Linked DNA regions of Mus musculus: regions 1, 3 and 4 are each linked to region 2. Evidence: chromatin loops called from intact Hi-C (ENCODE). Cell type or tissue: heart. All regions are shown on one strand.

The links. A loop is a pair of places that touch in the nucleus more often than their neighbours do. Peaks named below come from ENCODE experiments on the same cell type or tissue, not always from the same donor. Only the 100,000 strongest peaks of a DNase experiment are listed, where the experiment ranks them.
Region 1: a loop joins it to region 2, with 5 times the contacts of the local background. A loop is called at or near these places in 4 of 42 quality-filtered maps.
Region 3: it touches region 2 in a loop (3-fold over the local background); 6 of 42 quality-filtered maps call a loop at or near these places.
Region 4: a loop joins it to region 2, with 7 times the contacts of the local background. A loop is called at or near these places in 15 of 42 quality-filtered maps.

The regions. Positions count from the first base shown.
Region 1 is chr9:121,058,057-121,060,556 of GRCm38, forward strand. The region is part of intron 34 of Ulk4 (unc-51-like kinase 4); the gene reads right to left. Among named protein-coding and RNA genes, the nearest start is that of Gm34945, 82 kb to the left of the region's middle. In heart, CTCF peaks have their summits at 677 and 1,485 (motif pointing right); a DNase peak (open chromatin) is centred at 285.
Region 2 is chr9:120,776,286-120,778,785 of GRCm38, forward strand. No RefSeq gene overlaps it. Among named protein-coding and RNA genes, the nearest start is that of Gm39459, 57 kb to the right of the region's middle. In heart, CTCF peaks have their summits at 547 and 1,404; DNase peaks (open chromatin) are centred at 416, 1,406 and 2,336; H3K27ac peaks cover 2,434 bases.
Region 3 is chr9:120,694,606-120,697,105 of GRCm38, forward strand. No RefSeq gene overlaps it. Among named protein-coding and RNA genes, the nearest start is that of Gm39458, 20 kb to the left of the region's middle. In heart, no CTCF peak of the experiment used is centred here; a DNase peak (open chromatin) is centred at 1,556.
Region 4 is chr9:120,935,048-120,937,547 of GRCm38, forward strand. The region is part of intron 1 of Ctnnb1 (catenin (cadherin associated protein), beta 1); the gene reads left to right. Among named protein-coding and RNA genes, the nearest start is that of Ctnnb1, 2.9 kb to the left of the region's middle. In heart, a CTCF peak has its summit at 1,499 (motif pointing left); DNase peaks (open chromatin) are centred at 4 and 1,494; H3K4me3 peaks cover 1,979 bases; H3K27ac peaks cover 656 bases.

The DNA of each region.
Region 1 (2,500 bases), 280 kb after region 2:
AGGCTATAACCCACGGTCCTCACGTCTGGGTGACATGCACTTCTTAAGCTGCCTGTCAACTGATCTCTGTATCCTCTCTTGAAATGACACAATTACTGGCTTCTAATTAGTCCTTTGAACACTTTCCAGAATGGCACAGACAATAGAACACTCACTGGCTCCACCCAGGTTGACACAGAAAGGAAGAGGAGGAGACAGAGCCCAGACACACATCCTCAGGAACACAGCCTGCAAAGGAAGTGAGGGATGCTGGGAGGAGCAGGAAGGACAGGGTCCTAACAGGGAAGTGGTAAGGAAAGAGACTGCAATTAGCTTGCATCCCTGAAACTCATCACCAGGAAGAAAGGGAAAGGATTTGTCCAGACGTGACATCCTTCCGGCCTGGCAGAGAAAGCACGAACAGAGGCCGGCATTCCTGAAGGCGCACTGGGGACTGGACAGGCCAGGATCCTCGGACCGACCAACTAGGCTGGGGTCCTGAGCTGAATAAAAAGGAGGCGAGTGGAACAAAAAGGCGTCCATGGGCATCTGTCGGCATCGACAGCATCCATTGCTCTACTACAGTGTGACTACGCTGCTCCCTGTCATGACAAATTCCACCCTCAAACTGTGAACAAAACAAACCCTTCCTTCCTATCATAGTGTCACATGTCACAGTTATTGTCATGGGTCCTCAACAGCGTGTCACCACAAGGGGCAGGAATGAGGAATGCTTTGCTCTGTGGGACCTTCTGGCTTCTTCTCAGCTCCGGATCCTTAGGGAAGAATGTGGTACGGTGTAGGTCAGGGGTGTGAGATTGACACAGGCCACTACAACACACATACACAATTCAGGAAGCCTGGTCCTTACTATGTAGAATTTGAAGGACAGTCTACAGAGGCCTTAGGTGCTGTGACACTCTTGACAAACCATGTGAAAACGTCCCCAGCCTCACCCACAGGCTGCAGATGTGTATCAGAAGAAAGACTTAGACAAACATCAGGCAAACCACCCATGGATATAAAACAGAGAAAACATATGCTGGTGGTTGTTGTTGTTAAGGAAAATGAAGAGTGGCATCGACTTTGATCTTATTTCTATTCTCTCTCATTTCCACAAAATCCTAGCTCATGATCACAGGGCTTACGTTACTCTTGAGCTCTTGGATTAAACTTTCCTTCCCTGTTGACACTGGTCCCTCACTATTCTGTTGGGTTAGATTTTCTTTTTAAAGTTTTCTCATCTTCATCCTAAATGCAAATGGTCGTCAGTTGAGAGACGTTTGTAAGTAGGCTAGGAAACTCGCTATCACTTTAGCACAATGAGCTGGGAGCCTTGCCACTGGCTCTGTGTTCTGGATCACCAGGGCTACACAGGGGGTGCCTGTCTCTTTAGTATCTAGGATTCATTTGTAAACCACATGGCAATATTTGAACATCAGCACTTACAATGCAAAATGCCCCATTGGAATCTGTCCCCAAGGGCTCCTGTGTTGAACACTTAGTCCCCAGTAGGTGGTGCTATTGCAGGAGTGTGCACCCTGTAGGAGACAGGGCTGGGCCAGATCAAGTAAGAGGTGTGAGGGGGGTGGCACAGTTCTTAGGGTCACTGCCCTTTATCTCCCCTAATCTTGCTCTCTGCTTCCCCTCCTCCAGGAAGACTCTCCTCCTCAGGTGTCTCAGGAACCTGAGCACCAGAGCCCCCCTGACACACCAAGGTCATACAGTCGTGTTTCCTGAGTCGTGACTCAGGGGATGCTAGTGTTTAACTCTTCTGAAGCGCAGCGGCTCTAACTGCTTCTCACCTCTCTGTTCCTCAGCCAGGGAAAATCATACTCTGTTTCCTATCACAGACCGTCCTTAGAAAGGTGATTTCTAAGAAAAAAGGACCTCTAGAACACAGACAGGGTGATTGTGTACCGAGAAACCAACATTTAACTTTTCAAACTGTTTTGACTGGGACCTGTGAGAGGGCTCAGTAGATAAAGATCCTTATATCACAAGCCACATGATCTAGATGGAGTAGGTGCCGTTCACAGACCGGCCTTCTGGAGTTTGATATTTACTTACTTTGAAGCCAAATTTGGCAATTTATATTTTTCTATTATTTTCATCTATTTTCCACATTGTCAAATTTAATGCCTTGAATTTTGTGTATTTTGAGTTTGTGTGCTCCTTCCTAATGCTACAGCCAACAACAAAAACAACAAAACAACAACAACAACATGAAGAACAACAAATCCAAACTGCAGCTTCCTGAGCTGAATCTTCATCCATAAATAGCAGAGCTAAGAAGAGTCGGAAGCTGCAGTTAGGGGAGGAAAGTAGAAAAATGGGGGCACTGCAGACTTCGAGCAGAAACTGAGCCCCACCAGATCAGTAGTCATTAAAAGCACTGATTGCCAGTTGTCTTACTGTGGGAGCTGATGCAAACGCGGAGTGTGCCGAAGCCTGAAGGCAGCACCAGAAAGTTACTGCGGGCATTCAGAAGAGCATGTGCTGCACACGACCCTAGGAGCGT
Region 2 (2,500 bases):
AGACAGATACAGACAGACAGACAGACAGACACGTGTACACACACAGGGAACATTGCAGATGACTACAAATCATCACCTCACCTCACTGGAATCTTTTTTTCTGTGGGTCTCACCTGGCTCACAGGCCAGCAAGACACCCCCTCAGCCAGGTTCAGTACTACCCTGGGTTACCAGTGCCCCTAAACTTGCCCTGCTTGTTTGTGTGTTTGCTGTGCCTTTCTGTGCAGAGGAACTTGCACAGGACAGAACTATATGTTTAGTTTATTCACGGGGTCGAAGGTCCTGTCTGGAAGCAGCAAATATTTGTAGAAACAAAGGAGGGAGGGAAAGGGGAAGTGGGGAGAGGAGGTGGTTGCCAGGAGATAAAGCAACTGGCTTGTGTCACAGTTGCCAAAGATAAGTCACCTGACACACATGGGAATTCCCAGAACAACCATGCACAGAGATACTTAACTCAGTCTATTGCAAAACTCACTACTTACTTGGGCATTTTGACTTTTATTATTGTTTGAGATACTCCAAGGGAGAGTGACTCAGACCACCAGGTGACTTGGCTGTGGTTTCCTGTGAGTCAAGCCTGCTAGTCAGCTCCAGACAGAGGTGAACAGGAAACTAGGCCAGAGAAAAGCTAGAGAAACCAAGAGCAGCAGACACACAGACATGCAGGCGGCTTCCAGCCTGGGCACTCGGGCCAAAAGGGCAGACAAACTGTAAACCCCAGACACTCGTGCCCTGAGTGGGCACAGCTATTCTTTTTTTTCTTTTTTCTTTTTTTTTTAAATCATATAGTACAGCATTTACCTTTGCAAGCCCTTCAAGATGTGTTTTGTTGTTTATTTTGTTTAAAAACAAACAAACCAGGTCTGGGCTAAAGGCTACCAGCTTTGATAACCCACAGAGAAAGGGAGGTAGCCGCTGTATTGTGAGGTGAGTGCTCAAAATGACCCTGGAGAGCAGTGCCAAACACAGCAAGGAGTGTTTTAGACTTGTCCCGCCAGTGCGTGCCTCACTGCATCCCGCCAACCTCGCAGTCCAAACGGTCCTCTTTCAGAAACTTCTCTATTTCAGGCCAAGGGAGGAGCAGGAGGAGGAGGAGGAGGAGGAGGAGGAGGAGGAGGAGGAGGAGCAGGAGCAGGAGCAGGAGCAGGAGCAGGAGCAGGAGCAGGAGCAGGAGCAGGAGGAGCAGGAGCAGGAGGAGCAGGAGGAGCAGGAGGAGCAGGAGGAGCAGGAGCAGGAGCAGGAGCAGGAGCAGGAGCAGGAGCAGGAGCAGGAGCAGGAGGCCAGAAGCCGGTGCCCTCTGGGCCGACTGCAAAGGTCCTCCCTAAAGCGTTCCAAGAAGGCTTACACGGGAAAGGAGGAGCTCTGGGATCAGAGTCCAGACTCGGCACAGCTATTCTTACATCAACCTGAAGGCGTAGGCGAGGACGACTGGAGGACTGGCCACATCCTTTCCAGAGCAGGGCTGGCCTAACAGAGGATGCAGGGAGAGCAGTGAGAGGAAGCTAGCCCGCTGCTTTTTTTGTTTTTGTTTTTCTTCAGTATTGGGATTAAAAAAACCAACCAACCAACCAAACCATGATTGTTCTGATACCACGTCTCTTCCCCTCCTGCCTTTTGCGTCCTTTCCCCCTTTGCCAGCGCCTGTCTTACCAACCCTCATCCATGTCAGTGACAGAGTGTCACTGGTGTATTCCACCTCAGGAGCCAAGGGACAGAAATGGAAATGTCTGCTGCATTTCCTGGAGAGTATGATGACATGAAGTGTCCACAGGAACAAACTGCCACAACCCTAGACCTCCTCATAGCCCAAAGCAGCTGCTTGGTCTCCACTTCTCTCAAGCGTGGTCTCAGGACACTCACCATGTAAAACAAGTGGGAGGGACTGGGCAGAGGAGTCAGGTCCTAAGGTGCTTGCTGCCCGAGTGGAGCGTGAGGACCAGGTGCATCCTCGGGGTTTGCCTAAGATGCTGTGTGTGGCAACACATCACTTAACCCCACCATGGAACCCAGGGGCCTGAGCTTAGCGGTAGGGTAGGTAGGCGGTGGTCTGTCACGTCCCTCAGGCTAGGCGACCCAGTGCAATCTGCCTAACTCAGAATCTCTGGCACCACTGAGATTCCAGAGTTAATGGAGCCTCAGTGGGGTCACATTAGGGAACCTTGCTACAGGGGTGCACTGTTCTTCCCTACAACCAGTCTGGCATCTCTAACTTCCTGCCTCACTGGATTCTCAGGCCTGGAGAGGAGACTATAATTAGGCTATTCTACTGTGGGATTCCTCCCAGCCTCATGCCTCTCTGTTTTCCTCCAATTGTCTACACCTTCCTTTCCCACCCACAATTTGAAGCTGGCTGTTGTGTGCGCAGGAAATGTGTTAAATGAGCTGATGTTTGTGTTACTGCCCAGTTGCAGGAGCTTTGCTCCCTGGGGAATGTCTGAAATGTGGTCAGGCAGCCGGGCACACATTCCCACCAGCACTGTACCAGAAGATTGTCATTAGC
Region 3 (2,500 bases), 82 kb before region 2:
TCCCTGGAAGGGCATCCCATGTGGCCCTCGGGCTGCTGTTCCAAGGCAGCTGGCTCAGTGCCTTCCTTTCCTCCCTTGGCAGATGGATCAAGCATTAATGAGGTACTTCGTCTCAATCAAAGAGGCTGTAAGAATAAGCATTTTCTTTTAACGGTTATACAGCTAAAATAATAAGCTGCCCATCTTCTCACGTGGGGTAGGATGATGTATTAGAGCAGAGAGGAGTGTCTTCCTGCCTCCTTCCCTTCCCTGGAGCTGGTGGGGGGGGGTGATTTAAATCACATAGAAATTATCTTTTACAAATGTAGGAGACTCTCACAAGTATGCAGTCCAGTATGGCAGCTAGAAAAGCCACCAAGGACAAGGCTCCCCCTGGGTCACCCGTTCCACTGTTTTATGTTTTCAAGTCTGGAACTTGTCCTTATGACCCAAGATGATGATCAAAGCCCTGTCATCATGTAGACATCCAAAGAATCAAAAGGTGGGGGGCAGACCCTTGAGGACTGGGCTTTCTTGTTCAGAAGCCTTCAATAGCCCTTAGGCTTGTCTTGAAGACTTTCTTCCCACTTTTAAGCTCCAGGTCCCAGAACACTTGGATCCAGTTGTGGGCAGGTGTCATGACATCCCCACTCCCACAAAAAGGGGTAAAATTAAGGGGCCAAAGTTTGTACACTAATAAAGACAGTGGAAGGTTCTGCACCCAGACAGCCTGACCCATAAAGGTTCCTGCCCTGGCTTCCCTCAAGGATGGACTATGATTGGGACATGAAGGCCAAACAAGCCCTTCCCTCCCCAAGCTGCTTTTGATTATGGTCTTTTTCATAGCAACAAAAAGCCAACCAGGACATCTGGTTACAGATGCAAATATGACCAGCTGCTTCAATGCGCTCCATTGTGACTTCTGCAGTGAGGAATTGTAGCCTTGAACTGTGAGCCGAAATAAACCCATTCCCAATTTAAAAAAAAAAAAAAAAAGTGGGAGACAAAAGGAAAAGCCTGATGTTGGAGACCTTTGACCCAAATCTCATGGGTTAACTGATCTGATATTCTCTTACCCAGAATTTACAAACACATTCAGAAGGAGCTGCAAAGGGAGCTGGGAAATGTAGTCTTTAGTTTGGGAAAGAATGCTCCAGCTAGAACAATGGGATTATTAAAGGTGATGTGGAAGAAAATATACCTCAGTGTCTGTAACAATTTCTTTTTGTTGTTGTCTTAAAGGTCTTTTACTCTTACTTTATGTGTATGGGTGTTTGCATGCGAGTATGTCTGTGTACCGTGTACCTGGTACCCGTGGAGGTCAGAAGAGGACATCAGATCCCCTGTTGCTATAGTTACAGACAATTGTGAGCTGCCATGTGGGTGCTGGGAGTTGAACTCAGGTCTATCAGCACCCAGTGCTCTTACTGTGTGAGCCACCTCTCCAGTCCCAGCAACTTGAATAAGTTGCAGTAGTTACTGTTCCTGCTGTTGGAGCATATGCAGGAAAAGCAATTGGAGGGAGAAAGGACTTGTTCTGACCAGAGTTCAACAGGAAGCCCATCCCGTCAGGAAGCTCACGGCGGCAGGCCTGGGGCAGCTGTTCACATGACATCCGCGGTAAGGAAGTCCAGAGCAGTGAATGTTGAACTTGTCTTCCTCCTTTCCTTCACGCCAAGTCTCCATCCTCATAGTGGGCAGGTGTCCTGATCAAGATAATCGAGACAACCCACACAGACGCACGCAGAGGCTCACCTCATTGGTAAGTCTAAGTCGCATCAAGTTGGCATTCGACATTAGCCATCACAGTGCCCTCCAAAAGTTGGAAGTCCCCCAGGAAACCTGTGTGGAGATGTCTTAGCCAGGGTTCTATTCCTGCACAAACATCATGACCAAGAAGCAAGTTGGGGAGGAAAGAGTTTATTCAGCTTACATTTCCACATAGCTGTTCACCACCAAAGGAAGTCAGGACTGGAACTCAAGCAGGTCAGGAAGCAGGAGCTGATGCAGAGGCCATGGAGGGATGTTCTTTACTGGCTTGCTTCCCCTGGCTTGCTCAGCTCCCTTTTTTATAGAACCCAACACTACCAGCCCAGGGATGGCACCACCCACAATGGGCCCTTCCACCCTTGGTCACTAATTGAGAAAATGCCTTACAGTTGGATCTCGATGGAGGCATTTCCTCAACTGAAGCTCCTTTCTCTGTGATAACTCCAGCCTGTGTCAAGTTGACACACAAAACCAGCCAGTACAGGAATGGCTAAACCTGGTGTAGTCTCCCTGGAGGTGCTTGTTTCCCAGGAGGGGCTCTCACAGGAGTCTGCCATCCTGTCAGACCAGCAGCACACAGGACAGAGTGGAGCTGAGAGACCAAGACAGCATTCCTTGCCCAGGACTGCCTAGTTATTCATGTTTCCTGCCCTCTACTGAAACCTAAACATTACATTAGGGCCCTGAGGGTAAACTGAGATGACCAAATTGTGCCTCTGTACCCTTCCCCAATGTGGCCATTGAATTAAGT
Region 4 (2,500 bases), 160 kb after region 2:
GGCCTTTAGTGGTGGCAAGGAAGTTGGAAACTTGCAGATGTTTCTCTACAACAAACCCTCCCAGGCTGAAGTCCTTAATTAAGGAAGCAGGCTATCTGGAAAGCTTAGCTTGCCTGGGACAGAGTCCTGGGCCTCACAGTCTGTAAAAAGACTATCTTCAGATAGGGAAACATTTAATCGAATGCAGGCGTGAAGAAATAGAGTTTAACTGTCATGTGATCATTTCTCATAGTCTAGAGCAGTGCTTCTCAGTCAGTCTTCCTGATGTTGTGACCTGTTAAAATAGTTTCTCAACTGTTATGGTGACCCCAACCGTAAAACTTTCCTTGCTACTTCACAACTGACTTTGCTACTGTTGTGAACCATAATGTAAATGTTTTCCCACGGTCTTAGGTGACCCCTGTGAAAGGGTTGTTGAACCCCCAGATTGAGAACACTAGTTTAGAGACTGTATATTGGGTATCTATGTCTCCAGCTTGAAGGGAAGTATCTACTGCTGTAGTGACGATGGGACTAGAGACTGTGAGTGAAGCCTTAGCTCACGAGTCTCAGAATCCCAGAATCCCACCGCCAAGGTGGAGGATGGGGAACTTTCTTAGTCGGAGTGTATTTTGAAATGTGTGCTCAGGAAAACTGGTGGAGCCCTTTTGCAAATAAACTCAGGGCAGAGCATGGACAAGAGCCTGTGCACACTGCAGGTGGCGAGTGGAGTGGAGTGGTATATTTACAGTCGTTTGTTGCTGTACTTCTAAGCAGGAAGTGGACAGTGAAAGTAGATGGAGTCAACTGAAATATCAGTGCTGAGGTGAGGTGAGGTGAGGCCAGGTCGTGGTCTCTGCCCATCACCTAGTGGTAAATTTTTAGTGTCCTTGGCCAGAAGCAAACCCGAGGGACAAACTCCTGAAACGGTGTTCACAAACTCGTAAAAACCTTGCAAACGTACAAACATTTTAACTCCATTTTCTTTTGTTGTTTTGTGGCCCCTGTCAACTCCTTTTTATTTAAAACAATCTCACTGAAGACATCTTCATGCCACAGAGAGTAAAGTAGATGAGCAGCTACAGTTCTGAGGCCTGTGGAGGCAGCCTCTGTCCTGAGAGGACGCAGCTTGAGGAATGTTAGGCAGCCCTGCGATGCTTGCTCTTCAGCAACACCGGTCATGGTGTGGTTCCTAGGTTAGCTACAAGTTTTATAAAAGGAAAAGTGTTTTGTGTCAATTGAAAGTGAATCAGAACTTTCCGGAGAAAGGTCTTTTTTTCCTCTGTTTACCTAAGAAATCTTCCTTTGTATTTAATGTAAAATCAAGCTTCCCTTGACTAAGAACCCTGATTTTTCTGCTGGGGTATAATTCTGGAAGAAAGCATCTAATCTTCCATGGGGAGAAGGCCTTTAAAGGAAGTAGGCAGTCCTGCTAGGACTTAGTTGTGTCTCTTAAGACACATTTCCCAGTTTCAATTGAGACGGCAGTGCTCTAGTCATGCCGAGCGCCCTCCGGTGGACAGAACACAGGTCACTTTTCCTCGATCTCTGCAAGTTTGTGTGGAATGGATCCTGGTTACTCTGTAAGGAGAACCAGTCGTACAGTACTCAGTACAGTTAAAAGACTGGCCTGGGAGGGTAGGAGCGTCTGTGAGAGAACAGGTGGTCTAGGGCACATCTGCTTACAGTGTGAGACACCAAATGCTCAGGCTTCTCGGAGTAAAGGATGACGAATAGAGGTGAAATTCTTAAGTTCCCAGTGAAGATCTGTCACTGTAAAACACAAGTGTATTTCCCTCGGGTGAAGTCAGAGCAGTACTGGTAGTGGGAAGGTTTTCTGCTGCACACTCAGAGTGCTTTCGTTCTTATAGACCTTCATTTCCACCCCTGTAGTGACGTTCAGTCCCTTCTGAAAATACCATTTCAAATCAGCCAGGATAATAGAGTGAAGCATATTCTGAATTAGTTTTTGAAGTGAAATGGTCAGTTTATGAAGGATTCTTGAGAGTTTAAATTTTGTTTTTGGATTCTGCTTTTCAGAAACAAGCTAAAATCAAATGTAGAGATGGCGATCCATTTAGCCTTCAGAACTCATGGAAACATGAATAGAAATTTCTTGCTTTAAGGGAGCATTGTCACATTTGAATGTGACTTTAAGAATTACTTCTCTTATTTTTTAAAATAATTGTATCATTTCCCCTTCCATTCCTCCGGACCTGCCCATATACCCTTGCTCTCATTCAAATTCATGGCCTCTTGTAAATCATTGTTACGTATGTGCGCGTGTGTGGCACACACGCGCGCACACACCCACACCTCTAACTACAACCTATTTGGTTTATATGTTTTTAGAGCTGACCATTTGGTATTGGATAACAATTGTACTATTTTCTAGGGAAGACTCTCAGCATTTCTTAGTTGCCTGTAGTTCCTTGTGTCTCACGGTCTGCCCCTCTACTCATCTGAACTGACAATGCTCCCTTCAAATACGGGAGACTACAAAAACCCCACTAGTAGGCAG